3 separate regions of the Mus musculus genome follow, and all the other regions are linked to region 3. A link is a loop called in an ENCODE intact Hi-C map of the cell type or tissue named here. Cell type or tissue: left cerebral cortex. All regions are shown on one strand. Each heading gives the region's core, and the rest is flanking DNA. Links, peaks and the distances in the headings are about the cores only.

What was found. Hi-C counts contacts between places; a loop is a spot of excess contacts. Peaks named below come from ENCODE experiments on the same cell type or tissue, not always from the same donor. Only the 100,000 strongest peaks of a DNase experiment are listed, where the experiment ranks them.
Region 1: a loop joins it to region 3, with 2.3 times the contacts of the local background. A loop is called at or near these places in 2 of 42 quality-filtered maps.
Region 2: a loop joins it to region 3, with 2.4 times the contacts of the local background. A loop is called at or near these places in 6 of 42 quality-filtered maps.

What each region holds. Positions count from the first base shown.
Region 1 is chr15:37,667,784-37,675,943 of GRCm38, reverse strand. It overlaps a transcript of Ncald not described here. Among named protein-coding and RNA genes, the nearest start is that of Gm15942, 28 kb to the left of the region's middle. In left cerebral cortex, for the core only: a CTCF peak has its summit at 4,161; DNase peaks (open chromatin) are centred at 3,180, 4,237 and 4,445; H3K27ac peaks cover 2,421 bases.
Region 2 is chr15:37,714,923-37,723,082 of GRCm38, reverse strand. It overlaps a transcript of Ncald not described here. Among named protein-coding and RNA genes, the nearest start is that of Gm15942, 19 kb to the right of the region's middle. In left cerebral cortex, for the core only: no CTCF peak of the experiment used is centred there; DNase peaks (open chromatin) are centred at 2,732 and 3,660; H3K27ac peaks cover 1,328 bases.
Region 3 is chr15:37,902,973-37,911,132 of GRCm38, reverse strand. It overlaps Gm35019 (a long non-coding RNA gene), which reads left to right and starts at 3,157. Exons shown (of 7, transcript XR_383951.4): 1 at 3,157-3,482. In left cerebral cortex, for the core only: a CTCF peak has its summit at 4,896 (motif pointing right); DNase peaks (open chromatin) are centred at 4,493, 4,934 and 5,624; H3K4me3 peaks cover 916 bases; H3K27ac peaks cover 798 bases.

The sequences.
Region 1 (8,160 bases), core at 2,666-5,165, 230 kb after region 3:
CCAGCGTGCACAAGGTCTCGATCCTCAGTGTGGTGGAAGGGTGGCAACATGAAACTTAAAAAGGAGATGCAGCATTGCAGATCCTACCTCAGACTTAATGAGCCAAATCCTCATTTCAAAAGATTAACGAAAGTGGTTCTTAAGCACTTGAATGTTTGAGGAGCAGTTATTTACATAATCGCTATTTCTATTTTTTTAAGTAAGTTTGTTAATTTTTAAAAAAGATTTATTTATTTATTATATGTAAGTACACTGTAGCTGTCTTCAGACACACCAGAAGAGGGCGTCAGATTTCGTTACAGATGGTTGTGAGCCACCATGTGGTTGCTGGGATTTGAACTCCGGACCTTTGGAAGAGCAGTCGGGTGCTCTTACCCACTGAGCCCTCTCACCAGCCCTATTTCTATTTTTTAATAGTCACATGTACTTCTAGTAATAAGATTAAAATAGTTCATATCAAAATATTGTGAAGGTAATTCTAAGTGAGAATACCCTGGGTATAAGACCCAGAATTAAGACATTTAAATTCATCTCACAGTCAGCTTATTCACTTTAACTAAACAATTATCCCTGGTATTCATGTTTAAAGCTTCTTATTTTCCATCATCCTTTGAGCTTTGTCCCTCTAACTAACTCTCAAAAGCTCAGCTCTGTCTTCTAACAATAATATTTCAGGTGCTTCCTCTTTGAAAGGGTTTGTGGATAAGCCTACTGCTGTGGTCTGCATCTCTGTTACCCCAAATGCATGCGCTGAAACCCAGTTGTGAAGGGACAAGGTCAGAGGTAGGAGTGCTGGGAAATGACTGGAGCCCAGCGAAGTCCTCATGGATGAACTTGGTGCCTTCCTAAAGGAAGCTGGGGAGCTCATTTGCCTGTTGAAGAACTTCTTCTGGGCCACCAAACACTGACTCTGATAGTCTTTCCTGTACTAGCTTTACAATGAGGAATGTCAGATTGGAAAATGAGCTTTAGTTGTGTGGAGGTTCAGCTAGATCAACCGTTCTATCATCTTCACTACTGAAATCTTTCGTGGAAAATAAAACTACATGTGACTGAGACAAGAAACTGAAAGAAGGAAGGATGCTCAGACTTGTAGGCACTTATCCTTGTGCAATCTGGATGATTCTAGAATTTGCTTCCTTGAGAACTGAAATAATGCAATTAATGGGAAGAGGATTTCAAGAAGACATACTTATTTTTACTTCTGTACACAGGCACTAATGTTGGGAATAAATGGTACTGAACCTCCTAATAATAGCCATTATATATTTATATCATCTGCATCAATGTATATAAAGTCTCCCTGTCTCTGTACAGATAACTATAATTTTATTATAATGTACAATTATGTATATGATGACTGGGTCATAGTTTTTGATTTATGTAAGCTTCCCAACTCCTGCTCCTCATGTCCTCCTAGTATAGATGATAATCTGTTATGGAGGCCAATAGGGGAACAGTCACATGGTACCTGTATAAAGAAGTGGGCATGCTCTGCTTGTTAAAGATGTTAAAGATGTTAAAGAATGGGTAGAATGGCCCCAGGTAAAGACAGACTGATTCAGGATGAAAAAACACCCAGGCCATGAACAGTGGACTTCAAGCTACTGCAGAATTTTTTTTTCATTTGATTCTTCTGCACAGCTGTCTAACACACACACACACACACACACACACACACACACACACACACACTCATATACATGCATTTACACTCTCACACGGTCCTACTCACACATGTACACACTCATACACACTCACTCACACTCACATACCCTTACACTGGGCAGCGGGTCCTCCAGCCCGCATGCTGCCGTCGCCTCACCTGAGGAGATGCTCACCGCTGCTGGGAAGCGGCAGGCTCTGCGCCCCGCCTTTTGTCCTTGTCATCCCTGACTTCTGCTGCAATGCTGATTTATAAATTCCTAGCAGCTAGCCCAGCTCCTCACAGAGGCTCAGCCTGGAGCTTAAGTCGACAGATAATTGTCACCGCTGATTGCTTTGCTGACAGAGCTTTGTGGCTATTTTGGTTTTTTGGTTTTTTTTTTTTTTTCCTTGAGAGTTCCTTAATTAGAGGAAATAGCGTGGTGCACTGTCCAATCAGCCTCTTGTCAGATATTATTACATCTGTAGCAGTTTCAGGCGACATTGGGTTTGTTCCTGCCAAGCTGGCATGAGGTTGGCAGCCTGTGCCATAATCTGCTGCCAGAACAGTGGTCCGCGCCCAGCTCTGAGAGGTTTGTTGCTGGGGCACCCAGGCAGGCAGCAGTTCACGACAATGCCACACCTCACAGTGGCCATTGCCTGATGGAATGCTCACTTTGTTCTTTGGGAAATTATAGACTGCAGGGTCCTTTGGTACTTGCTTTTATATCTAGCAAGGGAATCCTCTTTTCTTCTTCCATGAGAGAAATGTAGACATTATCTATGCTTGGTTCCTCCTTGGGGAAGCGTTAGAGGTGGTTTCCCTTTCAGTCTATTGTAATATGGATACCAACTTAACTGAGAGGAAAATTTGTCTTAAATTAGAAAACATTTGAGACTCAAAGTTTTCAGGGTTTTATAATTCTGGCTAGTAAATTTTAGCAGAGTACCTTTTACCAGCTGATGAAGGGGACACATCAGATTTAGGGCTACTTCACTCGGATGCTTTATTTCAGACTAGCGTGTGTGCAGCTCATGTGTGTATCTGCACATAAACTGCACATAAATGAGATTGTCAAGTGTGCACTAACCCTTCCCATCCCTTATTTCTGGAATTAACTCCTTGCAGCAAAGGTTGATTAAGCTTTCTGGGGTAGCCTACAGTTAACAATATAAACAGTCTCCAGTCTCAGGAATGTCACACTGAATGGCAAGTTAACCTTGGCAAGTGGTCTCTCATGGCTTCCGCCAAGGTGTCTGTGAGGGTGCACGTTTTTTTCCTGGAATTTTCAAACATTGGAGTAGAGAACAAAGAGTGCAGAATTGACTGAGGGCTTGACATTGAGAACTCCACAGAAATTCTATCATATTCTTGGATTATACAGAGCAGGAGAGAGCGATAGTAATTTTGTGTGTCTGCGTGACGCGAGGGTTGGTCATAAAGAGGAGAACTTGGTTAAAAGACATGGGGGTGGGGTAAGAAGAGTCCATGAGGCTGATAAGCAGAGTAAGTGGGTAAGATTTGAGGGCGTGGCTTTCCCTCTCCCGAGTCTGGCTTTGCTTCCTCAACATAGAAACAACATAAGGCCAGGCAGCCTGCTTCAGGATGACGCTCATGATTACCGCACACGACACACAAATGCTGGGGCAATTAGGCTCATTCACAGGATTTGTGGAAATCAATGTCAATGACCAAGATTCTTTACATATGTGAAAATCCGCTTAGCTGTTCATTGGTCCAGGTGCATGTTGGGCTCTGTGTGATTTGTGAGGTAACCTTACCGTGGTAACTCACTACACGGAAGAGTAAGTATGTATTGTCTGTGACACGTTTCCCTCATTGCTTTCAAGGGAGGGGTGTGGAGGGGGTGTGGAGGGGGTGTGCTTTCACCCTGGGAGGTCTGGGGAGCTCCATGCCTGCCAAGCTTTTGCCTCAGCACTGAAGCGGAGCCAGGGATTTTGCACCTGCAGGTCCATGTGAGCAGTTTGAACTCCTTCCTGGTTCTGCCACTGTGCCTTAGGGCAATCCACAAAAGACCTTCACAACTAAAGTCAAAGCAAAACCTAGAGAAAAAAATTAATTTAAAAATTTGAATATAAAAGTTCAACATCTATGATGGCATGCTGTATATACATTCTTGTATATTTTTAATTGAAAGATTTATTTATTTATTTATTTACTTGTTGTGTGCTTGTGTGTGTGCTCATGAATGCAGTATCTGTGGAAGCCAGAGGAGAGGATCCCTCTGGATCCAGAGTACAGATTGCCCAGTATGGATGTAGGGAACCTAACTCAGGTCCTTTGGAAGAATAATATGTGTTAAAACTACTAAGCTACCACTTCAGGATCAATATATCCTTTTAAAGTATTTCTAAGGTTTTTAAAAATTGTATGTGTGTGTTTTGACTGCATGGATGTATGTGCATCATGCTTATGCAGTGCATAAGTAGAGGGTACAGGATCCCCTGGAACTGGAGTTACAGATGGTTGTGAGCCACCGTGTGGCTGCTGGGAATCCAACTTGGTTCCTCTTAAAGAGCAAGTGCTCTTAACCCTGGAGCACCTTGCCAGCACCAGTGCCTGTGTGTTTTATAATTGCTGTGCACAGGCTGTGTGTCCTTTCAGATAGTATCATATCTCACTGTAGCTCTCAGGTGCTGGAAACCCAAAGGCCTAGAAGCGAGTGTGTCTTGTGTCCAGTGTGTCATGTGTCCAGTTTATTCCTGCCAGGGACATGTTAGGTAATGTTTTAAAATCCCTTAAACTGTCCCCTAGATAGGACAGACTTGACCGGAATCATGTAGTTACCATGGCATCCAAAGACAGTCTCTGGAAGCCCATCGACTTCTCCAGACACAGAGCCGGTAAACTGCTTTGAAGGAGCATTCTCTACCTCAGCTGACAAGAATAAAAACAGTATTTATCCAAGGCACTGAAACTGACTTACAGGGCTCCTCTCTAGAATAATTTTCCTTCCTATTTCGCTGAAAACTGTTCAGTGGTTTGTGCACCTTGGCGTTGACTGGCAGCAGCTTTTCTTTCATCTCTAATCTGAAAGCTTCTTTCTGAATAAAATAGAAATGCTAATGACCCTGGCTTGGAGATCCTTTACGTTTTCAGAGAGAGGTTCAAGCAACTGAGCCGCTCTGTTTATTCAGGAGCTAAACGAGTCTACCCAGGAGAGCAAGACAGATCCGTGCTCTTCCTGAGCAACCAACCGCTCCCTTCTGGCCGAGCTCTTTGTTTCTTGAAGATAAAAATTATTATGTATACTTGAGGTTTAAACCACAGTATGAAGGCATAGATGATAAACTGGTTGCTATTGTGAAGCAGATGAACAAATCTATTATGCAATAATTTTTTTATTGACACGAGCATCAAAAATTGACTTTAATGAGAATCTGCAACACAATGACGTTTTATTAACTTTGGTGCTCATCTGTGTGTTAGATCTCAACTGATTACCTTCTGTACCGGCTGCGTCGAAGCTCCAGCTTCATCTCTGCATCTTCCGGCACGCCCTTTCCAAAGCTGTTTGCTTTTCTGTGCTGCCCTCACTACTTGCGCTAACATACAACATATTCTCACACAGAAGCAAGATTGTACTGTTTTTATTTTTAGTGAAATAATTCTTTGATGTTAATCTAATTTTCATTACTGTCTTGCTAAATTATTGAAAGGCTTGGGTTTTTATAAATTCTCATTGTTTGAAACGTCTGCTGCATGGTAAGGCTCCGGACCACCAGCTTTTTGCCTTAGAGTTAGGAGGCAGGGACTGTTTAAGCCAGTGATTTCTATTGTGTGACATTCATGTAACACTTGGCTGTGCCAAGCACTTTTTAAACCGCTGTTATTTGAACTACAAGGGGGGCAATAACCTCCTTGAGGCAGAGATGGGAGGTTTTTGTTTGTTTTCAGGCCCTGTCTTCTTCAGATGAAAGGATTAAGGAATACATAGGAAAGGCAAATGTCTCACATTCCACTCCTTCTTTGTTTGTTTTCTGAGACTCTATCTCATGTAGCCCAGGCTGGCCCAAAGCACTCTGTAGGCAAGGATGACCCTGAACTTCGGGGCTCCCTGCTTCTACCTCTCAAGTGCTGGGCTACAGGTGTGCACCACCAGCCCCTCCCCCACCTTCCCTTTTAGAGTCTCCACTTCTGCTCTGGCCCTGAGAATTACACAGACCTAAACACATGGTCAGCAGTCAGGTGAACACTTGGCTTTAAAGCAAGTTTTACAGGACACAGGAAATGAAGACCCCCTCCCCCCAAGAGGCAGGAAAGGTCAGTCTCAGACAGTAAGTTAACAAAGGATAGTAAGCTATGGGTGTGACAAGGCAGAGGCCTTGGGCTAGGTCTGTATCTGGGGGGAAAGTTTGTTTGTACTGACACCTCTCCCCACTCCCACCAAGAGTCCCCCACTGTGCAGACATGAATGATTAACTGTCCTGCTGGTATATCTTACGGGGGGGGGGGGGGCGGGGGGGCAAATTCAAATTCTGTTTTATAAGGAAGCCAACTGAAAGTCAGAGTGGTCCTGCATCTTCTTTATAGTGCCTTTGATTCAAAATATCTCTGAGCAGCACAATTTTCGGTGATATAGTCATAACTCAGAAATGCCTCTTTTAAAGTCAGTTTTTACTAGGAGGCAGAGTTGGAACAACAGCCCGCTCTTCCACATTCAGTCTCAGGCTGTCATATCATAGTGGGTGTGGGGTAGGGAGCACCCAGAGCTCGCTTGAGAATCTTGCCCTTATTTGTCTCCTCTCCAGTGCTCAGTTTGCTTTAAGCTCCCCCAAGCCAGGCCATTTTGTTTCCTGTTGCATCCTTTGAATTAGGACAGCACCCAGCATACAGTAAGAGCATTGTTCAAAGGATAATTCTGTTAAGTAATGAACCAGATACGGTGACGCTGTATGCCAGCTCTCAGGAATCAAGGGAAGACAGATCTCTATGAGTTGTAGCCCTGGTTACATAGTGAGTTCCAAGCCAACTAGAGCTGTATTGTGAGACCCTTTGACTTAGTCAGTGTTCTATTGCTATGAAGAGACACCATGGCCATAGCAAGTCATAAAGGAAAGCATTTCATTGCGGAAGACTTACAGTTTCAGAGGTTTAGTCCATTGTCATCACAGCAGGAAACATGGTAGCATACAGTCAGACATGACATGGGAGTAGTTTACAACTCTACATATGGATCTTCAGGTAGCAGGAAGAAAGAGACTCTGGGCTTGGAATAGGCTTTTTAAAAGCTCAAAGCCCACCTCCAATGACACACTTCTCCAACAAAGCCACACCTCTTAATCCTTTCAAACAATGTCACTTCTTGGTAACCAAGTTTTAAAATCTATGACCCTATGGACCTACTCCCTTTCAAACCACCACACCTTGTCTTCAAAACAGAAAGGAAGAAAGAAAAAACAGAGAAAGAAAGAATAAAAGTAATACCAGTGCTGCACACTCCAACCCCGCCTCGCACACTCCATCCCTGCCTCTGCACACTCCACCCCTGCCTCTGCACACTCCACCTCTGCCTCTGCACACTCCACCTCTGCCTCTGCACACTCCACCCCTGCCTCTGCACACTCCACTCCTGCCTCTCCACACTCCACCTCTGCTTCTGCACACTCCACCCCTGCTTTTGCACACTCTACCCCTGCCTCTGCACATTCCACCCCTACTTCTGCACACTCCACCCCTGCTTTTGCACACTCTACCCCTGCCTCTGCACATTCCACCCCTACCTCTGCACACTCCACCCCTGCCTCTGCACACTCTACCTCAGCCTCTGCACACTCCACACCTGTCTCTGCACACTCCACCTCTGCCTCGGCACACTCCACCCCTGCCTCTGCACACTCCACCTCTGCCAACCATCTTTGTCACATTTGACACTAGTCTCCACCTTTCAAGGTTTTTCTTCTTCTTTCTTTTAAGAAATTTGATTCTGAGACTAACGAATGAATCATTCTAATTAATTGGAAAAGAAGATGATGAACTTTGATGTAGTTTCAATGGGTTCTTCTTTAAATAGTCAAGTAATTATGTAATAATTTAGCATTAATAAATAATATTTTCTGAGTTCTATAGGACCATATTTTTCAAAAATTTCAATTAAGGATCAACTACTGAAGCTCTAACTCAGGGGCTGAAATTTTATTTTTTCTTAAGTAAGATTTTCCTGGGGGCAGATCTGGAGAGATGGCTCAGCAGTTAAGAGAACTTATGATCTTGCAGAGGTCCTGAGTTCAGTTCCCAGCACATTGGACAGCTCACAACTGCCTGTAACTCCAGCTTCAGGGGATTGGTTCCTCCTTCTGGCCTCTGCACACCTAAACTCACATGTTCATACCCACGTGCAGACACATGCCTACATGTGCACACACATAATTGTAAAGGAAAATAGTTGGTTTCGGAATAATTTTATATGTACAGCAAAGCTGCAGAGAAAGTGCAAAGAATTCCTAAGTTTCCTTTCTCTAGCTTCTCCTAATGTTAATGTCTCAAATAACACA
Region 2 (8,160 bases), core at 2,666-5,165, 190 kb after region 3:
GATCCAGAAGCAGGCTAAATACAACAGTGCACTTGTGTGGTGTGCATGCCAGATGACATAAGAGTGCTGTTTCAGTTGGAGAAGAGAATTTGGAAGCAGGTCTTCCCCTGGCACACATAGTATACTCACTTTGGGCCTCAACAGTCAATGCCTTATGCAAGCTGAGAACAGCAATTTAGATTCAATGAAACAATAGAATCGTTTGCGTGCTGCTAATGTTGTTTTGAATTTTATTAGCTTTAAAGTTTTGAATTTAATTTGTACCACTGTTCTTAGAGTGCTGAGAAGGCAAACAAGGCTTACATAAGTCATTTTGTATTTCTGTGTGGTTAGCTGAATTAAAATAAAATACCTTTGGTCATCTCTGGAGGTCCTTGGGGTCCTTTCTTTCTTAAGTGGGGAGTATTTTATTCAAGGTTTGGAGGTGCTGCACCATGGGAGATATGCCCCAGAGCCACCTCTTCACAGAAGAGTCGCCTTTTCCAGCTCTGGCCTACTGAGCCAGCCATAGGACTTGCTGTGGCCGGTAGGGTATTATGAGACATGGAAGTAGGCTTGAGAGGAGCTTGTGGCTTCTCACCAAGTACTCCTTTTCTGTGAAGAAATATGCTGCTTCTAGCACTATAGATAACGGGAAGCTACCTGCATCCAGCTGATCCCAGTCAAGACTAGCTAAACTCTGGCCAACCAACAGTGGGTGGTCAGAAGAGGATGCCTGTGTTTGTTTACTGCGAAGCATTGTTGGTCGAGAGCTGAGCTATACAGTCTAGGACACTGGTCAGGTAGCTACGCACCCTGGTGTGTGCATCTAGTTACTGTTCTAGTTGCTACAGCCAAAATGTGTGGTAGAAGCAACTTCAGGGAAGAAGAATATGGTTTGGCTCATGGTTTCAGGGGGTCATCAACCCACCAAGGTCTGAAAGGCTTGGTGGGTCTTGGTCCCTGGGTGATGGGCAGCTACAGTGGGTGCTCTTCCCATCTTCATGGACTCAGAAGTAGAGATGAGACTAGAAATAGAGCTGGTCTGTAGCACTCCAAGGTCCACCCTTGTCAACCTACCTCAATCAGCCAGATCCCATCCCCTAAAGGTCTCATAGCCTCCCCAAACACTAGGACCTGCCAGGGGCTCATACCAGGAAGCTAAGTGTTCCACCACTAAGCTAGATCCCTAGTCTATAAACAATGGGCTTCACTGAGTACACTGATGGGGCAATCATAGCCATAGTCATTAGGACCACATCAGGGAAAAAGACAGATGAAGTCTCAGAAGGTCAATAATTTTTGTTTCATTATATCCGTTCATTATAGAAATCCATCCCTCCCCCTCTTTTCTTTTATTGATTTTTTTTTGAGACAGGATTTCTATGTGTACCAGTCCTGGCTGTCCTGGAACTTGCTTTGTAAACTAGGCTGTCCGTGAACTCACAGAAATTCCCCTGCCTCTCAAGCACTGGGTGTGAACCACCATGCCCAGCTAATTTTTCTCTTTTCACAAATCACTTCCACTCTGACACGTTTGAAGAGCAGCAATGTTACCAGGGAGATGTGAGCCTACTTATATGTAGGTTTACACTGAGCAGAAGAGTCAGAAAATAACAGGGCTATGTTTTTCCCATCGCCACTGAGACCATCGTCAGTCAGCCTTTTGTTCCTTTTGACTCGTGGATAGAAATGTCTAGGAGGAATGTAAAAATAGAAGATAAAATGAAAATATCATTTGGTCTACCAATTTCATTCTTGGCTGATTTTGCTTCATACAAAGTTTTGACTGGGTTCCGTAGTTAAAAATAACTTCCCTGTGTACGTGAAACTTCTCTTGGGTAAGTGGCTGTGTATCTGCTTATGTTTATGCATGCCTGGAAATTCTGCCGACTACGGAGGTCTGCAGCAGCTGATGTGGAATGAAAACAGTCCTGGGAAGAGAATTTGAATGAAGTGTTGAATACATTTAAAATTATTATTCAAATGACTGCAAAAGTTCAGTTTCATAAAGTCAGAACAACTGGAGACCTGGACCAACACTTCCTATTTCTCGTTTTCCAAGGAGCCGTGACATAGCTGACATGCCCAGCTCTCAGCAGCCATAATGTTGCAAGTCCCATTTTGGATTTCACTGGAAAGGGAGATGCCAGTGTCTCTCTGCTGGTGTTGGGAGGGTAGTCACTGGCAAGAGGCAACTGCAAACACAGTAGATGACACTTTGACAGGCAGTGGAACTTTCTTGCCTGTATGACCAGCTTTCTGTGTGTGTAGGCCACAGTGTGGGTGGCCTCAGACTGGTGGAGAGTCTGTACACCTGGGCCTGTGGCTCTCTGTCCTCCTGGGAGGGACGATGGCAGGGGTGTTTGTGTCTCCCAGTGAGGACCCTGTCATGAACCCCTTGTCCACTCTGCAGATCTGACCTACTATTATCATTCACATGAGAGTCCGTTTCCTCAGGGCCTCTGTGTCTCACCCACCTTCCATCTCAGAGAGAGGGACTGTGTGTCTCGGGATGGTTTAGGTAGAATTTTTGGATCGTACCAGGTTTGCAAGACTAGGGATATGGAAAAATAGGGGGGATGTGAGCATGGCAGAGGTGACAGGAGGTGAACAGTGTGTCTCTCATCCATGGAAAGGCACAACGGAGCTTCTTTCTACCACAAGTGCCCTAATGTGAAGGGTGGAAATGAGGCCAATCAGTGCTGATTTGCTTCCAGATGGGATGATGCAGCCAAGGCCTGAAACAGATTTTGGAAACAATTCAGTCAGCTGTAATGTGAACCCAAAGACATGCTCTCAAGGCTGCTGGGTTTTCCACACTTGTCTGGCAGCCTAGTGCTTCTCAGGCCCAGCTGCTGCTGCTGCTGCTCTGTCTTATCACCAAGCTCTGGGGTTCAGACAAGGGAGAGAGAGGTGTTGCAACAATTCCTGGGAAAAGGACCGTGCACTGGGGCAGCTGAGGAGGTGCTGAGCTCTATTAGAAAGGCTCTGTGCTTAGGGAAGAGAGGAAGGGGTTGTTTTTCCCTCATTCACAGTGGGCTGGGGTGATGCTGGCCAGTACCTGGGCTTGGAAGTGAAGTCTGCATAGTCTTCCAGAGAAGCCAGAGGTGGTCAGAACCTGAGAGCACATAAGCCAGGCCTACAACAGTGGCTGTCAGGCTTCTTAGGACCACGTTTGCTTATCCATCGCACACCTGCCTCCCCTGGGATCCTCGGGGCTAGGCCGTCCAAACAAGCCCCATGCACAAAGTTGGAGGACCACAGCACTATAAATAGCTAGAATGCTCAAGGGATGACAAATATGTCACCCAATCTGAGGGTGGAAGGTCACCCAGGTCTTGTCATGGAGAAAAGGGCTTTCCCCTTCTGCCTAACAGTTAGTGGGTATGGGGTTTTGATAGTTGTAGTTGTTGTAGTTAAACATGCACTCATGCATTCACTTTCATGACCATGGAATGTCTGATATGTGATAAAACATGAACTAAGGGAAAAGGTATGGTCTTGGCTGCCAAGGATAGGGTATTATGGGAAGATGGTGGGGTCTGTTTACAACTGTCACTATGCCCACTTAAGGTAGCTGCACAGAGACCTGGAAGCACATGTTTTAGAGTGACTATGTAACCTGACTGGAACACAGCTTCAGCTAAGCGTTCATGGAGTGACTGTAGCCAAGGAACATGTGGGCGGGGGAGCATTTACAGTTAGTCATGGTGAGGAAGAACACTCCAAGTGGAAGAAATACAAACAGGACTGTGTTTGTCCTGAGAAATTACCACAGACTTGATATCTGAAATACAAGAAACTGACTTATTATTCTGTAGATCTGAAGGCTGCCATGGGTCTCACTGGGCTAAAATCAAGGTATTGGCAGGGTTCATTCATGCCTTTCTGAAACGATCTAAGGAATTATGTATTCGTATACCTTTGCTAGCTAAGAGGGGTGCCCGCATTTCAAAGACAGAATCTTCACATCACCGCTTGCCTGCATTTCTAGACTCATGAAACATATGAAGTTGTTAACCTTAATCATGCCCCTTTCCTGGTGGTATAACAATTCAGTTTTCTGAGGAGAGAAACAAGAACATCTTTGAGGCCGTTATTCTGCCCACCATAAGGGCATCATGGGTGTCTGAGCAGGTGGAGAACGCAGGGCAGATATGTTATGGCTGGAGGGAATGAGGGCATTCTGTTTAGGGACAGAGTGTGTATGTAGCCGTGTGGGCCATTGAATTCTTATGTTTTTAAAAACCACAACAACAATAACAACAAACCAGATGAAACAAGAAAGGACACTTTTGGGATTGGAGGGATGGATCAGTGGTTAACGCATCGGCTGCTCTTCCAGAGGACCTGAGCTTGGCTCCCAGCAGCCACATCAGGGAGCTCACAACTGCCTGCAATTCCACCTCCAGTGATTCAGCTTCTTCTCCTGGTGTCCAGGGGCTTCCCTAAACACATGCACATACATGTACATGCACAACCCCCCCACTCATGTATGCATATTCACATGCATATACACACATGCACATGCACACACATATACATAAATAATCTTTAAAAGAATAAATATGAATAAATACTAATCTTATAATAAATAATACATCTTTTTAAAAATTACAAAGCAAATATATTATAATCACATGACCTGGGTGTCAGTACATCCAGGCTAAGCAGGAGCCTCTGTTGTGTGGGACTGCGTCTTGCTCACCTCACTTGTCATTGAATCATTTTGTCTGTGGCCTAATCCTTTTATCTGCTCTCCTTCATGGGAGGAGAGACCATCACCTGCAATAGAGACCCTAACATTGAAGTTGTTCAACTGGGCCATCTTACTTAGAACCTGGCATGCATTTTGAAAGGATCAATGAATATTTGCTGAATACTTATGCACAATGATGAACTCCCAGTTGGTCATAACCTATACCATCTGTTCTTCAGTGAGTGCTTTATTGTAGTAAAAGATCAGCTTCAAGGGCTTAGTGTTCAAGGGCTTCACACGACCAAACTGTCCTGCATGTAAGTAGGTCATCAGTCTTTAAAAACTTCCCCTTTATGATTCCTGCTGAGGGGGAATGGTAGAGAGGGAATGTCAGGTATTGAATGTTAGGGGAATCTGAGAGAGAGAAAGAGAGAGACAGAGACAGAGAAACAGAGAAGGAAGGAGGGAGAGAGGAAGGGAGGGAGGGAAAGAGAGACAGTGACAGACAGAAGGAGTGGTATAGAACCACAGGACTTCACAGAAATCAAAGCCAAGGATAGCGAGTCAGGATCCTAGAAAGGTTTTGGTGATGCTGAGGGGGGAAAAACCCCATAAATTTTGGATGCACACTGACTTACATTTAAATTCTATCATGTTGGGCTAGCAAGATGGCTCAGCAGGTAAAGAGATTTGTGGCCAAGACCAATGACCCTAGGTTAATCACAAGGACCCACATGGGAGAGAATTGACTCCACAAAATTGTCTTCTGAACTCTACATGTATGTGCCCTGGAGGGCATACCCTCTCCACACTCGCACAGGATAAAAACTAACATAAAATATATTAAGTAATCCTAACATGTAGAAATGGAAAAATCAAACACACTTTTAAAAATAAAGGCTGGAGTTTGAGAATGTGGGTGGTGTGTGTTTCTAGCAGGAAACCGGCAAACTATTGTCAAGCGCCCGGCAGACAGTGTGCGCACAGCCATTCACTGTGTGTTCCCACAGAGTTCCCTCGGTGGACTCACAGATGTTGAAGACCCAAGCTGAGAGAGTCTATAAATAACTCTCCTTTCCTGCTTCAGTCTGGAAACAATTAAGGAAAAGATGCAGGAGCCAGACAGATGAGGTGGACATGCTCTGTACATTGGCTTTATCACTGATAATGATAGTCTGAAGGAGTCTTTAGAGGTGAGGCTCCATGCCACTGCTGAGAGGCCACTGTCAGACTCGTCCTGCCTAAGACAGAGAGAAGGGCCTGGAAGGGTCTGTAGAGGGGAGGCAGGGGCAAGTTTGGTCAGCACTGCCTGTCAGTCAACAGCTACTCTCTGCCTGTTCTGCTAAGGCCCACTCATGTGTCTCCTCTTCCCAACGCAGAACCTTGTCCTTCTTTGTGTCAACCGTAAAGCTGAATTTTGCATTTTCCTTGCATATCCTCCATGAAATTCATTGAGCTTTTCCAAATGGAGTTGGGGGGGGGGCGTACGGTAAGGGATAATATCGCACACCTGATAGTTTTTCCACATAAACAAAACAAAACAACAAAAACAGACCACCACAAAAACAATTAAACGTCTTACTCAAGACTTGATTGGCAGTTGGGTTTTTTGTTCCCTTCTGTCATATCCTGCCAGATCTTTGTGTCCTCCACTGACAAATTGCTTAATTCTTATCAATTCATTCAACCCTTTGCTATAGTTGATGCTGAACCTGGAGCCTCACACACAGAACACACCACTAAGCACACACAGCATACACCACTGAGCTAGCCTGGAGTCTTACACACTGCACACACCACTGAGCTGGCCTGGAACCTCACACACAGCACACACCACTGAGCCTCACACAGCACACACCACTGAGCCTCATACAGCACACACCACTGAGCCTCACACAGCACACACCTCTGAGCCAGCAGAACACTTATTCAAGGCCTTGATGTTTTGGAAACACGATTCTCTTTATAGCTCCAGCTAGCCTCAACTTCTGTGCCCCCAGAGCTGGAGTTGCACCGCTGCCCTTAGCTCTATGACCCCTTAACTCTGAGATATCCCCTTTCCTTTTGCTCAGCTGGCAAGCGGCAGTCCAGTGGTCATAACCTACTGAAGATCCTTGGAGGTAATTGACAACATAGACATTTTTATACATCTGTGACTGTGGGATGTTAAGTTTTAAAGGAAAAAAACATAAAAATTGAAACTCCTGAAGCTAACATCTCCCTTCTGTTTTCTGTGGTTTAGGTAAAATTAACAAAATGGCCATAAAGCTCTGTAGAGCTCTGCTCAGAGCACCATAGGATTCATATTTTGTTTTTTTCTTTTAAAAATGGCGCCTGGAGTTAGCACAACAGAATGCAGACAGTCGTTAGAGCCTAGATTGGCCACGTGTCACACACCATGATGGTACAAAGATTATTATGTTCTTCATTTTGAGACAGGGTCTCTTGTAGCCCAGGCTGGCCTTGAACTCACTGTGCAGCTCCCCTCTACCTCCACGTTCCAAATGCTGGGATGGCAGCTATATTACACCAATTCTGTCTTTGCTGTGTTTGCTTTGGAAGGAGAAGTTGGTGCCCAGGGACACGTACTAGCTTCAAAGGTTCTTCCACCAGCTTGTGTTTGCAGGTCCCTTTCTCCAGGCTTTGGAGAGGGGGACTCTTCTGTCCTCTGAGACTCAGGGCTCTAGAGCTGGCACGGAGAGTCCTTTCTTTCTCTCCTCCTACTTGCAGCAGATTACTGCTCGCTCTGTCAACAGTTGCTTAGTTACAGTTAATAGGTAGGGAGGGCTAACTCTGAGCAAGACTTTGTGTAAAGCTTCTCCCTCAGCCACATCTTCCTGTGCTTCTGTGTCCCCACTGTGAAGATGGTGAGCTTCTCCTTTGTGTAAAGCTTCTCCCTCAGCCCATCGCCCTGTGCTACTGTGTCCCCACTGTGAAGATGGTGAGCATCTCCTTTGCCCCTGAGAACCATTTTGTGGGTGATTCTCTTCTAGGGGACCCTGGATAGCTGTGGCTGCTCACTGAAGCCTCATTCTGAGAGGCCACCTCTGGAAGGGTTTGCTCCATTGCCATTCTTCTTGAGGGCGAGTGCTTCCCAGGGCGCCTATGTAGCTGCTCACAGCTGCAATTTTGTATTCACTTGATGGATGCCTCTATCCTCCATTGGCTGTCCAGGGATAAAGTCTTGTCTGTTTATTCTCCCCATTTTATTCCCAGTTTCCAGGGAATTCTTACTACATTTGTCAAATGAACGGGGGGGGGGGGCATAGACATCTGGCCATCTGGAAGAACAGACTCTTAAAACAGAAAACTAAGATAAGATATAGTCTTGCTCCATATCATAGCAACATGGGCTACTGTAGAAGTGAAGTGCACAGGCACATACTTACCCATGAACTGTCACCCAAGAGTGGCCAGGGAATGTCCTGCAGCTGAGAAAGAGGACAGATTGGAGGCAGGCAGTGTGCAAACCCAGAGTC
Region 3 (8,160 bases), core at 3,365-5,864:
ACTTCATTGTTTGCTCCTTTCTTCCTGTCTCCTTCTAGGGATGTCCATTTGGGAGGAAGTCTATGCTGCTATCACTGCAAAGGGATACACTGAGCATTTCCTCTGTTGAATCGGTTTGTCTATAAAACTGATAATAAGGTGGTATCCTTAGTGAATTGGGGTACAGACAGAAAGGGGGAAGGTGTGAGGGGCACACACTTGGGGAGGAGGGAGGACAAACGGGCCTGCTTTGTCTTCATCTATTAGTATTTGGCTGCTGGGCACAAATACAGGAACACAGGATTGGGGTTCTTTGTATTATGAGCGTTAATCATGTTCCCCCAAAAGCTATACAAGAGAGCCTGCACGTAGCTTCTGGGAACTTGCCCTGATTTGGTTCTGATTGGTAAATAAAGATGTCAACAAATAATAGCTGGGCAGGGCAGACAGGGGTGGGACTTTAGGATCCCAGGATTTGGGACTGGGAAGAAAGAGGAGGTAGGAAGGGAGAAATGCCATGCTGGGAGAGTGTGGAGGAGAGAGATGTCATGCCTGAGAAGAGTGCAGGACAGAGAGGCGTGGCCACCATGTGCAGGAGCTGGGAGAGCATGGAGCAGAGCTCCACCCCGTTGGGCCACCCTCTGGGTCCAGAGCAGCCAAGATAGAGTGTAGAGCTTAGTAAGTAGTAAGTCAAAATTATTAGTAGTGGAGATTAGGCAGTGGTCCAACTATTGTGCTGCCTAAGGCATATTAAAATATAAAGGCTGTGTGTGTGCTTGTGTGTGTGTGTGCCTTTCTTTCAGGAACATGCACTATTGAAGTGGGTAGTGAACCTGCTGCCAGGATTTATTGTTATTTAATGCAACACAGGATTGTTTCATTATAACAGGGTTAAGGATTTGTTTGGCTCTTTCTATGCAGTACAATGCAGAGGATGAGCAGATTCAGGGTCTTGATAGGATGCTGCTTTTTGTAACACGCTAGATATGCAAACTCAGTTTGATGCATAGAGGAAAGAGAAGAATGCAGTTGGATGTACACCAGTGAGAGGACTAGATCTGAGGACTGAGGCAATGCACAGTTGACTAAGCTCTCTGAGAGGGGCAGACTGACCACAGTAGGATCCTACCATTACTAATTTAGGGCGTGGAACAGATCCGGAGTATAACAAGCCTGAGGCATGATGAGAGAAGTCCAAGAACGTCAAGATCAAGAGGGTCCAGGGTTTGTACTTTAGTTGGATTCTGAAAGCCAAGGGGCTCTTCAGTGGAAGAAAGTTACTGAAGGAGGACCAGGTAAAGAGAGAGCAACTGAGGTCTTCATCTCAGAAGAGCAAGGTTGCTATAAAAGAATAGGATGCTCATGGTTAGGAGGTGACGATAAAGATGGAGGAGAGCCTCCGTCCTACCTCCTGTCATAGGCTCCTTGTGAAGAGTCTTTGGGGAGGAAGGCTGCATGAGGTGAACTTTGCAGAGCAATGCCTTGCTTTGGATAGAAGAGAAGAGGAGAAAGAAATAGACGAGGAGATATTCACTAGTTTAGGACTAGACAGCTAAAGCTGAATCGAGAATGGGGCATGGAGAAATACTGTGGGGACGATGGTGAGGTGACTTGTTAAAATGGCAGCCCTGAGGTGGCAGTGAAGAGCTAGTACACTGTGACAGAGAAGCAGCTGTTCTATCCCCAAGGCCTCTCATGAGACTTGGTCTCACCAAAGCACGTGTGGTGCACCTGCTGTTTCTGTGTTCTGATGGATGGGCTCTCACAACCACACCCTATGTTTCTGTTCACTTCCCCAAATTGTGAGTTTGAACATCATAGGAACAAATAGTAATTGAAGGAGTCTCCAGCTGCTTGTACTCAAGTTGTCTGAGTACTGGTGGAGGCATTAGCCAGGCTCTCAATGGTCCCTCATCAAGAATGATAGTTCTGTGAATAAGCATGTATGCTTCATGTATCTTGAATTTTATTTTTCACTAAAATCAACATTTATGAAAACTTAGGCATTCCTGGGGTGATTTCTGCACTCATGTTATTGAAATCACTTCGTTGGCTCACTGATCAGTGTGACAATATTATTGTTAAGAGATCTGAGACACAGAGAAGTCAAGTTCCTTATCCAGGGCCATAATGCTAGCACATATTTGCAACAAGATTCCAGCCAAGTTGGCATGGCAAAATCTCTTCATCTAATTACTGAGGGTATCCATATTTCTGTCCTACTGCTAGTGGTACTCCAAAAGATCCTTTGACCTGTGCCATTTGACCTGTGCACACTCACAGCACCCCACTGGTAGGTGTCACCTTAGAGCCTCAGCTGTGTCTCCAGGGGCTGCTCCACAGCTGTGCACACTCACAGCACTCCACTGGTGGGTGTTACCTTAGAGTCTAGCCCGTCTCTCCTGGGGCTGCTCCACAGTTTGCCGAGCATCAAGCATCGGTCATAGAGTGGGTTTGTCTGCTGGGATGGGGCTGCAGCAGGTGTAGTGTATGTGGATGCCTCACCTGTGAGGGTAACTGATACTTGTTTGCTAATCATATCTGGGGGATGAATCTTCTTGGAAAAGATTTAAGTAAAAAGTCATTTCATTTCAAAGTATTAGGTACAAGTAAAACATGGTATGGCATGTCCAGAGTCTCAGCAGGAGAGTTAATGACTGGCCTGGGCTATGTAGTCACACAAACAAAACAAAACAAAACAAAACAAAACAAAACAAAACAAAAAAAAAAAACACTAACCCAAACCAAAAGCCAGGTGGAATGCTGTGTGCCTATATCCCCGGCACTCAGGAGGCTGGGGTAGGAGAACTGTGAATTCAAGATCAGACTGGGCTACGGAATAAGACCATTGTTTTAAAAATGTAAACCAAGCCAAACAAACAAAAAGCAACCAACCAAGGATGACTACCACAACCATCAACAACCAAAGGGAAGGACAGAGGAAGGAGGAAGGGAGGAAGAAGAGAGGGAGGGAAGGATGAGAGAGGGAGAGAGGGATGAGAAAGGGAGGGAGGGAGGAGAGAGGGAGGGAGGGAAGAAAGAGATAGGGAGGGAGGGATGAGAGAGGGAGGGAGGAAGGGAGGAAGGGAAGAGATAGGGAAGGAGGGAGGAGGGACAGCCTCATTCTTACCATCTGTTGGCTTATCTTTCTTGTTGTGTTGGTTTCTTTTCCACTGCTGTGATATCCCTGACAAGGGCACCATAAGGGAGAAAGGGTTTGTTCTGGCTCAAAGTCCAGGTTACAGCCATCATGGCAGGGGACTCAGAGCAGCAAGAGCTTGAAGCAGCTTGTTAGTTACAACTGCAGTCAGAAGAAAGCAATTCACACATGCATGCTAACCTCAATGCTCTCTCCACACTTACACAATCCAGGATCCCCTGCCTAGGCAATGGTGTCACCCATGGAGGCAGATCCTTCCACCTCAGTCAAGATATATCTTATCTTGATTATATATGTAATCAAGATAAGCCATCGAAGGCATGACCAGAGGCCCACCTCCCAGGTGAGTCTAGATTCTATCAAGTTGATAACACTAACCAACCATCATACCTGGTTGAATCCTAAAATCTCAGAAGGCTCACAGTGTTCTTTGCATAGTTATCTGAGATACAGATAGAATTAGCCTTCCCATCTCTGAAAGAACAGACTCATAAAATCTCTATTCCAAGCATATTTTATGTGCATACTAAAATTCATCATCTCATCTTTGAGGACTCAGAATAGCCAGTGGGTCACAGTAGAATAAGATTTTTTGGATTTTATGTGGCCCCTGCCTTCTTTAATGGTGACTCTCTGTGCTTATTACTCCTTACACCTATAATTATTTTGCCACATGTTGCAGTGATTTGGGGACTGGTCCAGTTTAGGGTCAGGACCTATGGTCTTTATACTTGTATTGTCCTGAGTGGTTGAATGCTTGTCTAGCACCAAAAGAACTACAGCAGCAGCAACAAACACCCTTGTGTTGTCCTGGGTGACAAGTTGCTGACACTCAGTAACAGTTATCTGGTGAACAGCAAGGCACAGAATGAGTTGCATGGTGAAGCGTGCTGTCAGAATAACAGACAGTCAGAATAACAGACAGTCATCATTATTACTCACCTGATATCCACAAGCATCATTTAATTTGCTAACAACTCTAGCAGGAAATCCCCCCCCCCCCCTCCTCCTCCTCCTCCTCCTCCTCCTCCCCCTCCTCTTCACAAACACCTGGTCACTCGCTGGAGACAAAAATCAGGATCTAATTTCCTAGGAGGGTCGACACACAATAAGTGAAGGGCACAAAATACTGTCTTCTTTTTCAAGTTAGTTTCAGGAGCTATTGCACCTTAAAGTGATAAGGCCCGAATTCTGGGCAGATTGACATCAAAGACCACAAAATTTCCTTAGAGAGCCCCAGGCAAGATGGCGCTACACTGCTGAGTAGCCACCTCCAAGGGTTGCCCGCCTGGAAGGGGCTGGTGAGAGATGAGTGTGCAGAGACTTGCCAGGCTTCAGGGGAGAAGCCAGGGGAAGCTTGCAGAGGTGAGAACACCCTTGCTAGTTGCTGGCCAGCAGAGCTGTTGCACTCAGTGGGAATTTACTGTTATGTGGCTAATGGAGAATTTACTGAGTCAATTCTATCTAGTTCTCCTAAAGGGAGGATTAGTTTCACCATCTTTCCAGCTATGAGTTACGCTCAGAGCTGCCAGCCCCATGTACCAGCAAGGGGAGGGAGGAAAGCTAGGTACCAGAGGTTGCTGCGTTCTCTTGCCTTCCCTAGGGCCTGGAGGCGAAAAGAGGGAGGGAGAAAAGCGGGGGAAAAAGGGGAGATATGGTTACCTGTTTTTCCAACCTGCTTCCTGGGACTTCCTGGGGCTCACGTGGGAAGACCTGCTACCAGCACCTATGGGATTGTGTTGCTTAGAGCTGTGTTCCTGGCTTCCACACGGTGGCGCTCTTGAGCCACCGGTGTCTCAGCTTGGAGGGTGGCTCCTTCGCTGCAGGGACTCAGGAAGCCGCTCTCACAAGACACCTGGACACAAAGATCTGTGGGCTTAGCCTCTCTCCTCCAGAACAGAATTCCAGAAGAAGCCCCTGGGGTATTACATCCCTGACCAGCTGGAAGCTCAGAGACCAAAGTCAAGTAGACAGTGGCAGAGGGGGAAAGCCTGATTTTTGGTTCAGACTGAAAGAGAACGAGTCTATTTTCATAAGCGGTTACAGGACAACTGTCAAGAAGCCAAGAAACCCGGCGAGGTGTCAGGAGGCCTGGCGCAGTCACAGAGTCACTGGGACAGTCAGCTGGGCGGAAGGGGAGCAGATGAGGAATGAAGACGGCCCCTAGCCGGCTGTACTTCTGGAGAATCCCACCGAGAGGGGGCTGTTCTAACTGCTGTCAGCGGGGTGGGCTGTTGAGTCCCTTTGGCTCTGTAAACTCGAGGGTCATTCATCCCAATGTGAAGTCAAGCCAATGGGTGGTGGGTACTGATTTGTAGTTTGGGTGTGGGAGGCAGCTTTCTCGGGAGCTGAGGGGTATTATTAAATACGGCTTGATCTTTTGAGACATAACTCTGTTTTGACTCAGGTCATTCATTCACTTTCCACTCACAGAAAATACCACAAAATGTGGGGTGCTCCCGCATTGTGAGGGAGGAAGGAAGAGCAGGGCTGCAGAGCCAAGCTCTGGCTCCGGCTCTGGCTCTGCACCTACTGGCTGTGTGACTTTGGCACATTACTTGTCTTATTTCTGCCTTGAGTTAAAGACCTGTCACTGGGCAGAATAACAGTATGGGTTTCTTGTGTGGTACAAGTACTTAAAGGTACTTAAAATAGTACTCAGGGCACAGTGCTAGGTAAACAAAGCTATTTCTCAAAATTATTGAAATTCCAACTCCATGCTAGAACATCCCTGTTAGTCTAGAAAACACTGTCAATAGGTTAGCTAGGGCTAAGTCGATCTGTGGGCACATGACATGTCGCCTTTCTGTTTTTCTTTTCTTTCTGTCTGTCTCTCTGTTTTTTCCTCTCTGTCTCTGTTTGTGTGTATACATGCACATTCATGTGTGAATGTGGGCACCTCACCCCACAGGGTACCTGTGGAGGGCTGAGGACCCCAGCTGTTGGTCCTTGTTTTCTACTTTCTTGAGTCTCACACCTATGTACCCCAGGCTAGCTGGCCTTCTGTCTCTCACCTCCCACTGAAGCACTGGGAATACAGATGCTGGTGCACAGTGCTCGAGGCTTTTGTGTGGATTCTGGGAATTTGAACTTAGGTCCTTACACCTCACAGCAAACGTTTTTAGTCACTGAGCCATTTCCCCTACCCCAGCATTCTCTCTCTCTCTCCTCCCCCTCCCTACCTCCTTTCCCTCTCCCTCTCTTTCTCCCTCCTTTCCTCCTTCCCTCTTTCTTTCCTTTCTTTCTCTTTCTCTTTTTGGAAATTGGGTCTCATAGCCTAGGCTGGTCTTGAACTTGTGGCAATCTTCTTACCTCAGCATCCCACTTCTTGATATTACAGGTGTACACTACCTTCCTGGTAACAATTTCTTCATGCATTTATTTATTTATTTATTTATTTATTCTTCATGCATTTTTTTCCATTTTTGCAGACTGGCTATGCACATTTTTAGCATGTATTTCTAACACAGCAATGGAGTGGAAATGTAAGGGTTCTTTGGAAAGTCAGTTGTGCTGGATGGTCCTTTGCTGGGGCAAACATGTGAAGGAGTGTTTCCTGAAATGAAAGGATGTTTTGCTAAAGCAGACATGTAAAGGAACATTTAGCTGAAGCAGACACAGGAGAAAGGCTGGTCTGCTAAAGCAAGCATGTGAAAGAACGCGTGTATTGTTCTGCCTTACATTGCATAGTTTGTTGTCACCCCATAGAGAGAAATGCACCAAAAAACTTCTGGTGGTGTGCTGGTGGCTTCTGTTGCTCTCACGGACTGGGCCAATTGGCAGAGTGACGTCAGCTGAGATAGAATCATGTGGAGTTTTGCTAAGACAGACCCACATGATGAGACAAAACCTGTAGAGGACATGTAATGTTTGGAGGGAGTATAAATAGACTCAACAGACTGTGAGCGAGGCTTGCTTGTACAGCTAGCTGTGCACTGCTTCTTGGTCTTACGTCTTCGCTGATTCCTTGAGAGAGGCACCACCGAGAGTTTCTCCTGGCATCCCTGGTGTTCCTACTCTCTCCTGCTGACTTGTGCTGTCGGCAGAGGCCTGGCTGTTCCTGCTAGGTCGTGCTGTCCTGATACTACTGAACTGTCCTGCTGGTATATCCATGAAGTGTTTGCGAGTGGATGGAGCTGCTGTTATTGATCTGTGAACTGAACTGTTGATTTCCTGACAAGCAGATGAGATTTGCTCCAAAGAAGTATTTCTAAACAGGTCCACTTCTCTCATAGCCTACTAACCTTTCTTTTCCACTACCTCTGGTGGGTGGTAGGCAAGAAAGGAGGTTAAAACATTGAAAAAAACATTGTCAAAAGTAGGGTTGAAAAAAATTTTAAATTGCACAGAATTTTTGCCACCTGGGGAGTATTTCCTTATGTTTTCTTAAGCAATATTCTGCCTATGGCATTCAGAGCAAGTGAAGCTTGTCTCACATTAATTATCTGTGCAGGCTTAATGTCTTCTGTTGCTGTAATCATGACCGGTTCCTTTTAAGGCTAATGCATAAGTCATAAACCCCAATAATGCGTAATTCCCACTACTCTCAGCAAGGGGCTTCAGTAGCATGTGTATTGCTGCTCCAAGGAGAGGCCTTAGCACCAGGAGATCTCACCCCACACATATTAGGATTTTGGTGCAGCCTGTCATTGGGAAAAGTAGCTGCGGTGGTTTGCCTGCAGTATGTATCTGGAGGGAGGGAGGAGACAAGCCTGACAGGTTTGCCCGGTGATGGATGGAATGGATATCCTGAATGTATCATGGAGGCCATTGTGCAAACCCTCCCAGACAAAGAAGAGGGTGAAGGTAGCACTCAAGAGTGTTTCTCATAACCCTTTGCCCACATGGGGGCACAAAGCACAGAGGGTAACACATTGAGGGAGGGGCATTCTTCTCTCCAGACCAATTTAGTACCTGGCAGAGCAAGATGAAGGAGTAAGACTGTGTGGGTTGTTTCAATTGCTTGTAACACAAACATCTGTAATGGATCTCTCTCTCTCTCTCTCTCTCTCTCTCTCTCT